2 separate regions of the Homo sapiens genome follow, and region 2 is linked to region 1. A link is an interaction called in ENCODE POLR2A ChIA-PET data of the cell type or tissue named here. Cell type or tissue: Caco-2. All regions are shown on one strand. Links, peaks and the distances in the headings refer to the core of each region. The heading gives the core; the rest is flanking DNA.

Region 1 (5,661 bases), core at 304-5,303:
CTGGCGTCTGAGACATCATGATCACGTGTTAGACCTTTAGTGACCTTTTCAATCTGCAGACCAACATCTTTCAGTTCAGGGAAATTTTCTTCTATTATTTCTTCAATAATTATCCCTTCCATTTTCTCTGAATCTTTCTAGAATTCTTAATGGTCAAATGCTGGACCTCTTGAACTGATGCTTTAATGTTCTCATTTTCTCTCGTATTGTCTGTCTTTCTCTGTCTCTCATTCTCTTTCTTTCTGTTCCACTTTTGGGGAAATTTCCTCTACTTTATCTTTCAAAGCTTTTATTAAATTTTGAATTTTGGCAATCATTTTTAATAGCCAAGAGTTATTTCTTGTGCTTTGATTTTATATGTGGTAGTGTAAATCTATTTTTATCTTTCTATCATCTATCTGTCTATTTTCTTTCTCCTGCTCTTCCTTCAGGTGAAATGTCTGCATTTATCTTTCTGAAGGTATTTATGATATATGTTTTTGAAGTTTTCTTCTACTTCTGACCTTGTTTCTGTTTCTTCCAAGTTCCTTTTCTCCCCCTATTTGTTTGTGTGGTCTTATGGGCAGAGGCTTTCTGAAAACGTCTGGTGATCCTTAGTTGTCCATATTTCAGAGTGTGGGCCATTTAAAAAAAAAAAAAACAACCTGATTGGCAGCTCTACGGGCATGAATGCATCCCATGACTGGTGAGCTGCATTGTCAGGTAAATGGACAGGGAGCTGACTTTTTCTTCGGAGGACTCCCCCAAATCAGTACTGTTGTCTACTTCCATAGGTCATTCCATTTTTTCAGAGAAGAATTCTCTTGCCTTAGCCTGGGGTAAGGCATGGGAGTTGTGTGATATCCTGGCTGCTCCCCTTTACGAAAGTACAACTGGGGAAGGGGGCTGAGGGTCTCTCTGCCCAGGATGTGGAACTCAGCCTCATCTTCCTATGTTATGTCCGGTACTGTACTCCCACCTGCCGATGGGCATGGCATCCTCCAGTCCTCTTTTGTTCATTTCCTTCAGAGGCTAAGTCACCCACCCTGCCCCTCAACCCACCCAGGTTAGGAGGAGGGTTCTCGCCTGACTGCATAGGCTGAATAAGGGAACCTGGAGGTCTAACCAATGCCTCAGGCTACCTTCTGCCATGGCCAGTGTCCCTGACTCCCTCTGGTTTCCTGGGGATTCACAGGGGCCATATCATCTTTCTTAGACCCCTCCCTCCGCAGGCCTGACAATTTAAACATCCTTCATTCTGTTAAGTCTGTTGTCAATCTTTTTTTTTTTTTTTTTTTTTTTTGACGGAGTCTTGCACTGTTGCCCAGGCTGGAGTGAAGTGGCACGATCTTGGCTCACTGCAACCTCCACTCCCAGGGTTCAAGCGATTCTCCTGCCTCAGCCTCCTGAGGAGCTGGGATTACAGGCACACACCACCATAACCGGCTAATTTTTGTATTTTTAGTAGAGACAGGGTCTCACCATGTTGCCCAGACTGGTCTCGAACTCCTGACCTCAGGTGATCCACACGCCTTGGCCTCCCAAAGTGCTGGGATTACAGGCGTGAACCACTGTGCCTGGCCAAGTTGTCACTCTTGCATTTGCTTTTCGTCTTCCCCAAATTGGAAGACATTTTTCCTCTGCTGTTGTCATTTCTTCCATTCCTTTTTTCTGATGGGGTTTTAGTGGCTTGAATCTCATGTTAGTGTAATTTCAGGAGGGAACTGTGATAAATGATTGGGATCCATTCCCATTGTTTCACCTGAAGTCTTTATTTATCATCTGCTTCCCCCAGTAGCCTGCAAGAGTCCCACAGATGGAGACCCTGCCTGTTTTGTTCAGCATGGTTGTTCCAGCACCTAGCAGAGTGCCCAGCACATATGAGGTCTTAGGAAATAGATACCAGCTAAATTAAAAGTATGGCAGGTGGGAGGTTTTATATGCTCTCTTATTTAACGATGTTACTGCACTGGAGGCGGGGCCCTCAGTCTTCTCCTCTGTAAAATAAGTAGGCTGGGTGGGATCTGGGGGTTGCAGTTGTGGTTTGGAGGGGGATTATGCCTGTGATTGCAGAAAAAGAATCACAGGTGGATAACCTCACAGGTAGGATAACCTCTTGGTTGCACCAACTCAAATACTCTAGGATTATAAAGATTGTCTGGACAGCTCCCAGAGGGGATGGTCTGAAGGTCCTGGGGTGCCTGGCAGCAAAGAGGAAGGGCCTGGTTTCAGCCCCAGTGCCTGTCCCCTCGACCTTGCCACACTCCCCACCCAGAGGAAGGAAGAGAGAGTATGGCAGAACTGGACACCTCCTCCAGAGAAGGCAAGGAAGGGAGGAGGAGAGAGGAAGGCGGGGCAGCCTCAAGCCTCACTCAGCACTGAGCCCAATGCTGGTTGATGAGCTAAAAATATAATGACAGGTATCCCCCCCTTCCACTGTCTTAACGTGGTTTTTTAAATAAGTCAGCCTCTTTCTAGTTTTCCCTTTCCACTGTCATTTATTTCAGTTTTTATCTCCACAACAAAAATTCTTTCCAACTTTTTTTCCCTCTCTCCCTCTAATGCTCTTCACTTTCAAATGCTAATAATCTCCAGCTGTAAAAGGCTTAGAAGTGGCTCTAGATTGTTTGATCTTTGGCCTGTGATCTGCTTTCATCTCTCTGCTTTCAAATGTTACTTTAGATTTACTTTAACCTATTAACATGCTTGGTATTCATGGACACGCACTCGCCAAACCGGCTTCCCAGCACCCGGGCCGCACCCCCTCCCCATCAAACCCAGACCAGGAAAAGTGAAACTCCAAGCTCCGACCGGAACTTTGCAGGAGCTGGAGGAGGAGGCCTGGGAGGCCGAGGAGGGAGGAGGGAGTGCAGGCAGGGGGAAAGCTGCGGGGAGAGGACCGAGGAAGGGGGCAGGAGGGGAGGCAATAGGGTAGTAGGGGGAGAGAAGAGAGGCAGGGGAAGCAGCAGAAGACGGCGGGAGAGTAAAGGAAGGAGAAAGGAGACAAAGGCAGAGAAAGGGAGAGCAGGGACAAAGAAGGATGGACAAGGCTCCGTGGTGAACGCGCTGCCTCCCGCCTGGTTAGACACTATCTAAATCTGCTCTCCCCGGAGCCGGAGCCGGGAATGGGGAATGGAGAGACGCTGAATTAGCGCTTAAGATTTCTTGCTCCCGCGTTGTGCTGGAATGTCTGGCGTATTCGTTTCCACAGGAAACGCGAGGCATGAATATGGATGAAATTCCTCACTGAGACCACAAGGGTACGGTTCAATTATTTGCCATATAAAGTAGCACATGAGGATTCTTTGCGCTTGATCATTTCCTCTGTGTACATCTCTGTGTGCGGTGTGTGTGTGTGTGTGCGCGCGTGCCCGTATGTGTGTTGGGGGTGCGTGGGGGCGGCTGAGGAAGGACCCCCCCAACCCACCCCCCCAGGAGACGCCTTTGAAGGCGCTGTGTCATCCAGACCCTCACCGAGGGCTCCAGTTGCAGCTGAGCGCCTGGGGGTGATTTGGAAAGAGGAGCCCCCACTTTTCCACCTTCCCCACCCCAACACACACCTGTGTACGCCCGCAGTGTCAGCTCTGACCCTCCAGCCTCTGATCCGCCAAAGGACAGAGATCCAGAGGACGAGTATTGATATGAGGGTTTTGGAAAGCCCTGGCTGGCGCAGGAGTCATTCCAAGCCAGCCTGGTGGCCCCTTTCAGCTGCGGCTGCTGCCTCGGGGAGAAAGCAGATGTCCCTGTCTCCCTTCCCTCCTGAGGGGAAGCCTGACCCAGGCATCCATCTGGATGGTGGTGGCTTCAGCAGGAGGTGGCAGCGGGAGGATGTCTTGGCAGGGCTGTGAGGAACACTGAGGGAGGCAGAGTCCTCCTGGACAGTCTCCCATAGAGGAAAGGCCACTGAAGCCACTGGAGGAGGGGAGGGTGAAGAAGCCTCACCTGGCACCAGAAAGTCTAGAGTGCAAGTCCTGGGCGAGGGACTGAGCCCTCTAACCTCAGTTTCCTCATCTGTGAAATGGAATAGCAATACTCTTTATTTCAAAGGGTAGTTGTGATGGCAACAACAATTCTAGTAAGTATTATGATTATAATTAGTTGAGCACTCACCACGTGGGAGGTATTCGTCTAAGTGCCTTATAAATATTAACTGATGTAATCCTCTGTTAATCCTCATTTAATACTCATTTAACCCTATGAGGTGGATACTATTATTAGCCTCATTTTACAGATAAGGAAATGGAGACACAGAGGGTTTAAGTAATTTGCACAAGGTCACACAGCTAGTGCTATCATGTTCATTTTAGACTAATTAGGCTGCTGGGTCACATGAATTCATCTATTACCTAATTTAATTCTTTCAACATCCCTCTGGGTTGGGAATCACTGCAGTCAGTTTACATAGCAGGGAACAGGCCAACACCACCCAATGAACCCAAGTTCTTTGCAGCCCAAACCCATATCCTGAATATCTTGAGATGCTGCAAAGATGCTTTTCAATGATAATGAGCTTGAAAATGTCAGTTATGATTAGGGGATTTCTGCCAAATGGAAGAGTCACATTTGGTGCGTAGAGGTCCAGGGTGCTAAGGGAAAGGCAGGCTCCCTAGGCCATCCTCTCTCTGAGACCTTCTGGAGGGCAAACTGGAACCTTTGTGATGTGGCCGTCGGTTGCTTCTGGTCCTGAACAGAGAGGATAGGGAGAGAGGTTTCCTGGCTGGTAACACAATAGAATCAGCAAAGCGAGTGCAAGGACCAGGGACTGCCCACAGCAGGGCATTGCCTTGACTGAGTTGACCTCCATGGCTCCCACCCCCTCCCCACCAGCTTCTGATGGTGATGATGTTGGTGAGTTGTTTGCAGGGGCTGAGCAGAGGGGGGATCACTAGTGAAGCTCACCCATGGGCTACCCTGGCCCACTGAAGCAGAAGAGAAATATACCCAGTCTGCCATGTGCCTGGAAACTCATAAGGTATTTCCACACCTATCAGCAAATTCCAACTTCACCCCAACCCTGTGAATGAGGCTGCCATCTGCATCATCATTTTGCAGATGCTGAGAGTTTAAGTGACTTGAACATGGTCACACAGAATCTTTTCATTACACCCCACTGCCTCCCTCAGCACTCAGCGGATATAGATTGATGACAGCAACTGAGTATTAGACTGGAAAGCACCTTGGTGGGCCTCCTGCGCCTGAGACGCCCGTGACTTCAGTCCTGCTGAAGGTCCTGTTTCACCAGCCACTGGGCTTCCCTGGGGCTGGGCCCAGGTCTGCTTGTGACCTGGTAAAATCCAAGCTTAAAGCATTTCTCCTTTTTACTCTCCCTGAGCCCTGTCTCCTCCCAGCTTGCCTGGTCTAGGAGGGAGCCCTGCATATCGGTTGCCTCTGATGAGACAGACTCAGGCAGAGTTTGCACTCGGCTCTTCTGCTTACTGGCTGTGTGCCCCCAGGTAAGTAACTTAGCTTCTCTGAGCCAAAGTTTCCCCATCTGCTTAAATGGTGGGGTGGTCCTAATGAATCCTAGTCCCTGGGGTGATGGGGCCCTGGAGGCGCAGTTCCCTTGCAAGGAGCCCTTTGTAAGTGCTGTCCTCTTGCATAGCATTGGGCGCCCCCAGGAGGGGATGGGCATCACATAGAGCCCCTAAGTCTGGGGCTTGGAGAAGGCTCATGCTGGCAACG
Region 2 (5,661 bases), core at 358-5,357, 650 kb after region 1:
ACAACCAAAATGGCTATGATTCTCTGAATCTTGAAGTTGGTCCCAAACTTCCACAAATGCAGCTAAGGGTCTGTCCCCGCCCTCACTGCCACACACTCCACACCCACACCCATTGAAAGATGACTTCAAAAGAGAGGTCTGGGCCAGGTGTGGTGGCTCACACCTGTAACCTCAGCACTTTGGGAGGCTGAGGCGTGCAGATCGCTTGAGCCTAGGAGTTTGATACCAGCCTGGGGAATATGGGAAAACTTCGTCTCTACAAAAAATACAAGAATTAGCCAGGAGCTAAGGTAGCCTCCTTACCTGGAGGATCACTTGAGCCCAGGAGGCAGAGGTTGCCGTGAGCTGAAATCGTGCCACTGTACCCCAGCCTTGGCAACAAAGCAAGACCTGTCAAAAAATAAATAAATAATAAATAAAACAGGTCCGTATTTTTAACAAACTGGTGAACCAGTAAAGAACCCTGTCCCCACCGCCCCTCATCGTGTGCTGTCATCTGATTCTTAGCTTGTTCCCATTATGCTGTGGTATCCTTCCCAAAGCACCTCCCCTCCCTCCCTGCCATAACTGTATTCACACATTCAAGTCGGCCAGCGTTTTTAGAGCCCTGAATACAGCACAGCCCAGGGCTGAACGCCAGAGAATTCCTCGGGGATCCCACACACCCTTCAACTCAGGGAGAAGCAGGGGTCACCCCCCATTCTTTCAGTGAAGGCCTGCCTGCGTCCTCTGCCAATGGTGGCAGCAGCTCCCTGCGAGGGCGTCCCTCTCTCTACGTCTCGCACTGAGGAAGGCAAAGTTAGACTGACAACAACACTAACAAAGATTAATTCCTGTGTCTGATGAGAGTTAATTTCTCTGATTAGAGGACTCTCAAAAATGTGCAGTGACTAAATCTTGACTGGAAATTTTCAAGTGGCAGAACGGCCGGGCAAAGAGCCCCAGTCACACACCAGTGACTTAGAGGGCCTCCGTGAGACCAGGCAGTGTATGAGTAAGACAGGTATGTGAGATAAACCCACGAGGGCAGGCCGCTCTGGCCAGCTAGGTCTTTATGCATTTATCCATTTCATTCCACTTATTATTTGTTGTGTATTTTCCTTTACAGAGCTTCTTGTAAGATCTGGTCTGAAACCAGACCAGAAAGTATTCAGAAAAATAGGAGGATAGGTGGGGAAGCCCCATCCACCTGGAGAAACATTATCTGTTCTGACGGAAATTGGCAACTAACAGCTAGCTGTCGTGCTGGTCCATCCACCCATCCTCCAGAAGTGTGCTTAGGGTCATGGAAGAGGAAGAAGATGATGGAAAGTGGAGATGAACGACTTCTAGACTGCTTTCTGACGAAGGGCATGTGCACGCCTGTAGAACAGGTAGAAAAGGCCATCTGTCTAGAGTCAGTGAATATTCAGAATGACACTCCTCATGGGCTTTGTGGTCAGAGGGAAAACTGGAGGTGGCTGGGAAGAAAGACTGCGAGCCTGGAAGGCAGACTGACTTGAACTGGAACTCTGGCTCTATCATTCATATGTTTGTGGACCTGCAAAAGGCACATACTTATGAGAGACGCCATTACATCACCTAGAAAGTGAAAATCCTTCCCATCTACGTAGATTTCTCCGCATATAGAACTTGCAAAAGAGCCTGGCAACCAGGGGTCCTCCTTCCCCCGTGCCATTCCTCACCTTTGGGGCCTAACAAGAAAAAGTTCCTCTGGCTTCTCTCTGGGGAGACATGGAAGGCTCTGAAGTCTCCTACTTGTAGAAAATTCAGCAGGTGGGGGACAGAGGGAGGAGCTACTTTTCCTTTTCTCTCACATCAGCCTTTCCTTTCATTTCCCAACCCGCTGTTTGTCCTACCTGTCGGTCATCCATCTCATAAATGTATATTAAGCACTCACCAAGGGCCTGGAGCTGTCCATAATGTGGTGCTCCAGGTCCTTTTAGTAGCTGACCCCCCTCCAAACTCGTTTATCAATTCCATCAACGTTTATTGGGAGTCTATTTTGTGCCAGGCACCAAGCTACATCCCAAGGATAGGGAGACAGGGTTCCTCTCCTATGGCGTCCACAGTGTGTCGATGAAAAAGAAGCTAGCTTTGGTCAGAGGCAGTTTGTTCCTTGGGGTCCAGGATATGAGTGCCCAGCGCTCCCCTCCTAAACTGGGCTAGTCCAGATGTAAAGCTGCAGTCAGCACACTGCTAATGGGGCTTTGAAAGTCTCTGCTTTATTAGGGCAGCCAGGAAAGCCGATTTCAGCTGCAAATGCCTTCATTGCCTCCCCAGCAGAAATGGCTAATACCTGCTTTCTGGGACGTGCTCATCAAAAGGAGACTCTCAAAGCCCCATTAGCAGTGTGCTGACGCTGGCTGTATATCCTGAAAGGGCAAAGTCCAGCCGAGTGAAAGGAATCCAGCCTATTTGTCAACACTAGAATGAATCAGAGCTCCCCCGGCTCCACCTTCCCAGCCCACCACCCCCTCTTACTTCCTCCCTCTTACCTGGTCCACAGGGCCAGAATTACAATTTCTCAGCAGGGGGCTCTGCAGTCCTGTAACCCACACACTCCCCCTCCTTCCTCTGGCTCACCATCTCCTCTTCCTGCCATTCTCAATTTATCCCACAAGCCTGCAGATGCCTAAACAAGCATAGAACTGTGTGCCCAGGACTTTCCACTCTGCCCTCACCTGAACCCCACCACGAGAATCTTGGGCCATCACCATTGCCTTAAGTGGTCACCCAGGCTCCTAGAATCTGGGGAAGGGGCTAGCCCAACTACTACCCAACAGAGGAATTTCTCCCACAACATATGGGCATTTGGTCTCCTCGGAGTGAAGATGGTTATTACCATAGAGCCTTGGAAACAGACCCACCTGGGGGCCCAGCCCAGCGCACAAGCTGTGGGACCCTGCTAGTGCATATTAGGCTGAAAGAAAGATGCTGTGAACCCCAAGAAGATTATCTCCCTTGAGATTTTTACCAGACAGCTGCCCCCCATCCCAGCCCTCATATAACCTCATCTCAACTTCTGCAATCATCCAGTCTCATGTTTAAAAGATGTCCAGTACCAAGAAATACTGGCCTCATCTTCTCCTTGGGGGCCCCCCAAGAAAAAAGGACAGGACAGGAAATGAGATTCTCTCAATTTTGTTTACTGTCTCATTATTAATAGACAAGCAGGGTGAAGTGGACCTCGAAGGAACAGGAGTCATTAGAGAGTCTCATAACAAAAATAATATTTTGACCACACTGAGAACATCCTGCTATGCTGTAGGCATGTGTTAGCCTCTGGATATACAAGGCTGAATAACAAACTTGACCCCTTACATTGAGGACTCATGGCTTAGGGGTGAAGACAGACACAAATAAAAATTATATGTGGTCTGACACTTGCTTTCTTAGCCATCTGAACAAACAGCTTTGTTTTATTCCTCATCTTACTTGTGTTGGCCATTGTTGACCACTACCTCTTTCTTGAAATTCTCTAGTTATTGAGCTTCTGGTTTCACTTTCTCTTGGGTCATCTTTACTTCTGAGACCACTCCTCAGTCTCCTTCATTGCATCTCCTTCTCTGCTTGCCCCTTAAATATTGGTATCCCCTAAAGAATCCATTTCTTCCTTCTTTGCCACTCAATTTGCAGCCTACATTCTCTCTGCAAAATATCTTTTGCTCCTAAATACAGACGGCTCCCAAATCCATATCTCCTACCTGGACTTTTTCTGAATGACATCTCCAGAACATATATTTGTTGGAAAAACATTTCTTTGGTATACCATGTACCAATAACAGTCTATGTGCTTTATAAGTATTGACCCTAATTTACTCTTTTTTTTTCTTTTTTTCTTTTTTTTTTTGAGGTGGAGTCTTGCTCTGTCACCCAGGCTGGAGTACAGTGGCGCAATTTCTGCTCACTGCAAGCTCCACCTCCTGGGTTCTCACCATTTTCCTGCCTCAGTCTCCCAAGTAGCTGGGACTACAGGCGCCTGCCACCACATCTGGCTAATATTTTGTATTTTTAGTAGAGGCGGGGTTTCACCGTGTTAGCCAGGGTGGTCTCGATCTCCTGACCTTGTGATCTACCCTCCACAGCTTCCCAAAGTGCTGGGATTACAAGCGTGAGCCACCGCGTCCAGCCCTCATTTACTCGTAACAACATAACAACTCCATGAGGTGGGTGCCATTATTATCCTCATCTTAAAATCAGGAAATGGGGGCATAGAGGGATTACCTAACATAAGATCACACAGCTTATGAACAGCAGGGGTGAGTTCCAAACATGCGTGGTCTGCCTCTAGAGGCTACCATGCCACACTACCTCTCCATTTCTACAAATTACAGGAATATGAAACCTATTTTGGCAAATACGAACTTGCTTACACATTCTCCTCCAGTCTCCTCTTCCATCTATATAACTCAACTTTCCACTTTGGTTAATAGCATCCTCATCAACTCAGTCTCAAAGAAAGAAAACACCTAGTACATAAAAAATGTTCAGTGAAGGCTTCTGAATTGAGTTGAACTGTCCTAAATGGAATTGAATTGAAGTATGGAACTCAGGATGGGAATTTCCATTGGAGAACTGGGGAAGACTTTAGAGAAGAGTTGACATGTGAGATGAGAAGGGTGTATACAGAACCTTGCATTTTAGCATTGTGAGGGGATAAGAGATCAGGCAGTTCAATATTCTCATGTCACAAATGGTAAATCTCAGGTAGGTGAGAGGAACCTGGGATGCAAACAAGTCTAGAGCCCAGTGTGGGAGGAGCACTAGCTCCTTACTACTCAAGGCTGGTCTACAGACTGGTGGGACCAGTGGTATTGGCAGTACGTGGAAGCTTGCTCTGAGGTTCTCCCATAGGCCTACTGAATCAGAAACTGCATGTTAATGAGATCTCCAGATAATTTTTCTTCACATTAAAGTTTGAGAACTATTGGTCCAAGACAGTTTTTATAATGGGCAATGGGATCATATTATTTAGCCAAACTTCATAGAATCCTAATGATTTTATTTCCTCTGGAACACCTCTAAATTTTTGGAAATATACCTCTCCCCTCACCTGCACCCCATGGAGATTAAAATCAATAAATATGATTGCATGCATGCATTCTTTACTGTGTAGAAAAGGCTTTATCCTGAACAGCTCAAAGGAGACACAGCTATTAATGATGTTGGTAAATGTTCAGCAGTTGATTTTGGTGGGAAGTGGGAGAGAAAGAAAGAGGATGGTTTCATCTGTGGTGTTAACCCAACCCCAAGCATTTATGGTTGGTTGATGAGGACACTGGGCCTGCTACAAGTTAGTCATAGGCACAAGGAAGGGAGTGAAAAAAGAAATTGTTGGAACAAACTGATCTGATTAACATGGTCCAAGTGGGTGTTGGTTAAAATCCTAGAATCTGGAACTACTGGGATGATCTAGGCCTCAGAGTACGAATGAGACCTAGATGAAAATTAGAGGTGATAGAAACTTGGCCAGTGCACTAAGTACAAAGGAAGCCAAGATCTTGAGGCTTGGGCTGGCATTGAGAATGGATGCTGTTTGGATGGAAGGCATAACAGGCTGAGTAGGACCAATGATGGATGGTGGCAAACAAGGTCAGGAATCAAGGGAAAGTGGAAAAGCATGGGCTCCGTGTAAGTAAGAAGGAAATAGTTAATTAG

Evidence for each region. ChIA-PET counts read pairs that join two places held together with the same protein. Peaks named below come from ENCODE experiments on the same cell type or tissue, not always from the same donor. Only the 100,000 strongest peaks of a DNase experiment are listed, where the experiment ranks them.
Region 2: POLR2A ChIA-PET joins it to region 1 with 9 read pairs; 1 of 35 experiments calls an interaction of 5 or more read pairs at or near these places.

The regions. Positions count from the first base shown.
Region 1 is chr11:116,191,018-116,196,678 of GRCh38, reverse strand. No RefSeq gene overlaps it. Among named protein-coding and RNA genes, the nearest start is that of LINC02703, 270 kb to the right of the region's middle. In Caco-2, for the core only: a CTCF peak has its summit at 3,260; DNase peaks (open chromatin) are centred at 2,298, 2,748, 3,128 and 3,608; H3K4me3 peaks cover 2,192 bases.
Region 2 is chr11:115,545,826-115,551,486 of GRCh38, reverse strand. No RefSeq gene overlaps it. Among named protein-coding and RNA genes, the nearest start is that of CADM1, 44 kb to the right of the region's middle. In Caco-2, for the core only: CTCF peaks have their summits at 2,608 and 4,286; a DNase peak (open chromatin) is centred at 2,436.